2 separate regions of the Homo sapiens genome follow, and region 2 is linked to region 1. The links are chromatin loops, found by intact Hi-C in ENCODE. Cell type or tissue: CD14-positive monocyte. All regions are shown on one strand. Links, peaks and the distances in the headings refer to the core of each region. The heading gives the core; the rest is flanking DNA. Region 1 overlaps PLXNC1 (plexin C1). Region 2 overlaps CRADD (CARD and death domain containing adaptor protein).

What was found. Peaks named below come from ENCODE experiments on the same cell type or tissue, not always from the same donor. Only the 100,000 strongest peaks of a DNase experiment are listed, where the experiment ranks them.
Region 2: a loop joins it to region 1, with 6 times the contacts of the local background. A loop is called at or near these places in 1 of 110 quality-filtered maps.

What each region holds. Positions count from the first base shown.
Region 1 is chr12:94,171,681-94,174,593 of GRCh38, reverse strand. The region is part of intron 2 of PLXNC1 (plexin C1); the gene reads right to left. All of the region lies in intron 1 of PLXNC1-AS1 (PLXNC1 antisense RNA 1), which reads left to right. Among named protein-coding and RNA genes, the nearest start is that of PLXNC1-AS1, 3.3 kb to the left of the region's middle. RefSeq lists an enhancer at 2,874-2,913. In CD14-positive monocyte, for the core only: no CTCF peak of the experiment used is centred there; DNase peaks (open chromatin) are centred at 763, 1,453 and 2,343; H3K4me3 peaks cover 1,788 bases; H3K27ac peaks cover 2,500 bases.
Region 2 is chr12:93,771,956-93,774,868 of GRCh38, reverse strand. The region is part of intron 2 of CRADD (CARD and death domain containing adaptor protein); the gene reads right to left. Among named protein-coding and RNA genes, the nearest start is that of CRADD-AS1, 36 kb to the right of the region's middle. In CD14-positive monocyte, for the core only: no CTCF peak of the experiment used is centred there; a DNase peak (open chromatin) is centred at 1,648; H3K27ac peaks cover 1,922 bases.

The DNA.
Region 1 (2,913 bases), core at 91-2,590:
AGTCAAGGCAGACTCTTTAGGCAGTACAGAGTTTTTGCTTCTGTTTGAATTCAGACAGAACTTTTTGGAACCGGTTTAATTTTGCTGTGATTTGAATAAACGAAATCCCTGAGTGGCGCCGTGTGCAGTGGCTCATGCCTGTAATCCCAGCTCTTTGGAAGGCCGAGGTGGGAGGATCTCTTGAGCCTAGGAGTTTGAGACCAGCCTGGGCAACATGGCAAAACCCTGTCCATACAAAAAAATTAGCCAGGTGTGGGGGCACAGGTCTGTAGTCCCAGCTACTCAAGAGGCTGAGGTGGGAGGATCGCTTAAGCCTGGGAGACAGAGGTTGTAGTGAGCCGAGACTGCACCACTGCACTCCAGCCTGGGCAACAGAGCCAGACCTTGGCTCAAAAAAGAAAAAAAAATAAACAAAAGAAAGCCATTAAGTGGGAGTAGAGGGCCACATAGGTAACCAGTCTGAGCCCAAGCACATAGGAAATACCTCAAGACTGGATATGGGGACAGGATAGAGCTATGTGATATAGCTTCCTGTATCCTGAACCCTACTGCAGTCCCTGGGAGGTCGGGGAGACACTAGTCTTTACTGCTGACACCATTCAAAACAGCAACTTGAATACAGAATTCCTACCTTTCCTACAAAGGAGCCCACTGGGGTAAAGCTGGGGCCCCAAAGGAGATTCAGAGACCCCCGTGGACTACGCGCAGCTCAGAGAGGAGCGGGCTCTGCACTCAGCTGGGTTGCCAGGAAGCCATCCCCAAATAGGAACAAACTAAACCACAGGGTTCTCGGCCCCTTCTTATGAAACCTCAAACATCTGCATCTTGGTATCAACCCTTATACCCCAGTATTAGAAAGAAATATAACAAAAACCAGCTCTCAAACTCTACTAAGCTCTGTAAGAGTTAATGCAGTTTAGTTGGGGGATAGAAGCTCGGGCTCTGGGACAGATTATTTTGGTTCAGAGCACCTTGAAAAAGATACCTAACCTCTCGAGGCCTCAGGTTTTTTCATTTATAAAGTGGGGATGGTGAGAGTATTGACTGGTAAGGATTAAACCAGTTAACCCGTGCAGATGCTGGTTCTAATGCCCAGCACACAGGAAGAGCTCAGAAATGTTAGCGATTATTCTTCCTTGCCCATTGCCTTCTTATCTTTTATGCTTACACGAAGGTTAATGGGCATGCATAAAGTTACAAATTTCAAATTTCATGCATATTCTGTTATTACTTACTTTACCACCTGGAAAAGCTCAAAATATGCAATTCTGCCTTTGAAATAAGGACAATTTTCTATGGGCAACAGAGTCAGCTCAAAGGAATCCAAACCACATGATAGGCTGTACTATAATCTGGAGAAAGACTCGGTGTGTGTTTACAGAAATGCATACATTGTGCAACACGTGCAGTGTGAATTCCCCAAAGCTGAGTTCAGTGTGACCATACTTTTCAGCTGATCTCAGTGGAGATGCTGACGACTGAAAAAAACCCGGCATGCAATCATGTTCCGAAAAGAAGCAGGATGGGGAAATAACTGCGGGGGTGACTAGACATAACTCACCTCACGACCATGGGACGGTACACCGATAAAATAAAAGAGCAGATTAGATGCTCTCAAAGGACCCTTTGAGCTCTAAATTCCTTCTATTTCCCCAAAATCTTATAAAGGGACTTAGGTCTATAGGCAAGAGAAGGAGGACAGTAAAGGTACTGGCATACTGTAGCCTTTAGTTTCTTCACAGATTATCAGTGAAATCTTACCTTTGGAGGTAATGCCGTCTTCCTTGGAAAATGCATGTCTTTAAAGATACTTTAAAAGTGATCCAGTATCTTAGCTTAAGTTCAAAATAATGTACCCAAATAATAGAATATGATATAGTTATTTAAAAATACTTTTTACAAAGGGTTTGCAATAACATTTTAATGTAAGCATTTTCCCTCACTAACTGAAGAAAAGGATGCAAAACCTGACCTCAACTACATAAATAGAGAATCCAAAATGCTGACAGCAGTTGCTTCTGCATGACATGATTAGGGGTAATTTTTTCTTTGTTGTCCTCTCACCCCCGACGACTCTGCAACTTTTTACATGAGCATATATTACCTTTACAATAAGGAAAAATTATTTAAATAACATGAGGCTTAAAATTGCACCAAATTATATTAAAACTCACAGGATTTGCAGAGATTTAAGAAGTCAGGTTTTTACTGGTGGTGGTAAAAAACAGCAGTTGGGCCCCAATTGCTGTTTCCTGACTCTCATTCAACAAGGTATACACAACAGTGCCTGGCACATGTCAAAATGCCGTCAACTCATGATCACTCAGAAACTGATGAGTCAGGCTGTGGCTGATCCAAGCCCTCTTTCTTCTCCTCCTCCTACTGTCTGCGTTGGGTTGAGTTTTGTTTTTTGCCGCTCATTAGTTCCCCCACGCTGTGGCTTAAGGAGCCAAGCTTGTGTCTATCAGTGTTCATCCTTTCTAACAGTTCTGGTGACAAGCCTTGGCAAGGGAGAAGCTGAAAGCTTCTGAATAAAGGGATTTGAGGATTATCGGTAGTTTCCAAATCATCCACACGATCCTGGGTCTTCAGGATTCTGGGTAAATTCAGGGGCTACATCCAAGAATCTGTACACAGGATACAGGGGAGAGGCTTGGGCATTACTGAGCTGCCCTAGGGAGCCTGGTGGGGCAAGTCAGCTCAAGTTCATCCCTCACACCCTTCTCCTGAGTGAGAGAACTTCTCTCTTATTGGGGGCTTGGGGGGTGGGTGTTAATTCCCAAGAAGTTACCACGCCAGTGAGGTATTTCCTCAGTCAGATGGTCCGCCTTATTCTCAAGCTGGGACTCTTTCCTGAGCCTCTAGGAAGGCTGACTCACCCCAGGAGCATGTGTCCCCAGCCACGGCATGGAA
Region 2 (2,913 bases), core at 165-2,664, 400 kb after region 1:
TCATTTCATTTAGTAATTATTGTGTAAATATTTGACACCTTCCTTAGGCTGTGAACATCTTGCTCATCATTGCATCCATATCACCTTGGATGATTTGTTACACATAGGAGGGGACTAAAGAAAAGCTATTTAAACACATGAGTGAGTGAGTGAAGATTAATTTTCACTCTCAGTACAAATTACTGAGAAGCTGTAGAGCCTCCAGCCCTGAGGGTATATCTACCCTAAAATACCAAACCTCTTCTTCCCCAAAGAAAACTGAAGTCTAGCTATCATGATCAGAATAACATCCTTAACCCCCCTCCCACCTCCTAACCCATCTTCACATTCCAAAAGGCAAGGGCAACCCTATGGCAGAAAACAATGATATTTTAAATAATTAAATGCAGAATAAACAGCAGCATTTGGGGAAAGTGGGTTCAAGTTCTGGTCCTGCCACTAAACAGCTGGATGATCTTGCATTGGCCACTAAATTCCTCAAGCCCTCAGGCTCCTCATCTATAAAAGAAGGGGTAAAATCTCTATCACTTCCAAGGCCCCCATCAGCTCTAATACTCTAGGAATCTATGAAGAAGAAAATTCATTTCATTTTTCTTCCTTTCATTTATTCAACAAGTATTACTATATGTTTGTGGTGAACTACATAGTGATGGACTATGTGTTTATTAAACAAATCCATTTTGGTTTTCTCTTAAGCACAAATTTCCCAGGTTCACTTGAAAGTAGCTATGGTGGCCAGAAACAGTGGCTCATGCCTGTAATCCTAGCACTTCAGGAGGCTGAGGTGGGTGGATCACTTGAGCCCAGGAGTTCAAGACCAGCCTGGGCAACAAGGTGAAACCCCATCTCTACAAAAAAAAAAAAAAAATTAGCCAGGTGGAGTGGTGCACACCTGTAGTCCCAGCTACTTGGGAGGCTGAGGAAGGAGGATCGATTGAGCCCAGGTGGTCAAGCCTGATCACACCATTGCACTAGAGCCTGGACAACCACACCACTGCACTAGAGCCTGGACAACAGAACAAGACCCTGTCTCAAAAAAAAAAAAAAAAAAAAAACTCACAAAGTAGGTATGGCTATGAGTTCTAGCCAATGTAATCTGAGTGGAAGCAATGTGCCCTACCTCCAGCCTGGCCTTCTGCACAATCCATGTTCACTCTCTCCCGTCTCCTGCCAGCCAGAGACAGATGATTCAATGAGGGTTCCAAGGCCTTAGAAAATGACAAGGCCACTAGATGAAAGATATCTGGGTCCCTGAATGTCTGCATGAAGCAAAGCCCTCCTCTTTCTTCCAGCAGGAAATAACCTGTATTAGTCTGTTTCACACTGCTGATACAGACATACCCAAGACTGGGAAGTTTACAAAAGACATTTAATGGACTTACCGTTCCATGTGGTGGGGAGGCTTCACAATCATGGCAGAAGGTGAAAGGCACACCTCACATGGCAGCAGACCAGATGAGAGCTTGTGCAGGGAAACTCCCCCTTATATAATCATCAGATCCCGTGAGACTCATTCGTCACCACCAGAACAGCACAGGAAAGGCCTGCCCCCATGATTCAACTACCTCCCACTGGGTCCCTCCCACAACATGTGGGAATTCAAGATGAGATGTGAGTGGGGACACAGTCAAACCACATCATAACCTAAGTTAAACCACTGAGATTTGGAGTTCTTTGTTACAGCAGAGAGCCTACTCTGACTTACGTAAGACATATTGCATATATACTGTCATGTTTAACCCTCTTAACAACCTGACTGGTAAATATTACTATTTATATTTTACAGATGAGGAAATTGAGTCTCAGTGAAGGGAAGTAACTTGCTCAACATCATACTGCTTCAAAGTGGCACAGGCAACATTTGAACCTATGCATCTCTAACTCCAAAGTTCATCTTCTTTATTTTTTGGGAGATGATTGCTACCAAAGCTCCTCTATACTTCCCTCCTTGCTTCTGGGTACCCTTCCCAGTTGCAAACAGTTCCTGCAGGTGCCGCTCCTACATAAATACACTTGCTACTGAGAAGCAGTGCAGGGCACGATCAGCAGGCCTAGCTAGGAAACCAGAGGCAAAGGAAGGCCAGAACCAGGCTTTGCTGTCCAGTCCAACCCTGGATCTGACTCAATCAGTCTGTGAACAGTAGAAGATAAAAGCTCCTACTAAGCCCATATCTTCAGAAATATCAATAATATGCTCTAGGAAATAATCCAGAGATGACTATACTATTTTAATTTTCCCTTAAAAGAGTCAATCTAACATCATTAAGAGTGATATTTAAATGCTAATTGAAAAAGCACTGTTCCCATATCTCTAGACAAGTATTTGCATGTTAATTAATTCTGGGGATAAGAAGACCGGCTTCCAATATGAGGTGTCAGAAGAGAGAGTTTCTTTGCAGAGGAAGATAAAAGGCTATGGCATAGACATAATTAAATTACCTGACTTCAAGAGTTCTAAAAAGAAATAAGCAATCCTTTGCAATGCAAATTCATATTGCCTCTTTTGTAAAGGGCACATTCTAATGAAAGAACCAAAATATAGATTTCCAACTTCAATACTCTTTTAATGTAGTGCCCTCATCACAGATCAAAATGGCTTTTACCAGAACAGTGGCTAACGAGCTCATAAAGACTGTCAATATGGGAGACAGAAACCTAATGCCCTAGAAGCCAATAAACCACAAACACACTCTGAACAGTCACAAAGGATGTCAACTTGATTTTTTCAAACAACAAACCATTTCTTTTTAAAAGGAGTCATGCAAATTAGTACAAACTCACAAACCACAGACTCAGAATGATGGCCATTAGGCTGAATATTTTATAAATTAGGTTACCTCAAAAGACGATAATTTAAATAAAGCATACATTCAACTTGCCACACTTACACTATATTTGTTGGCATTATAATTT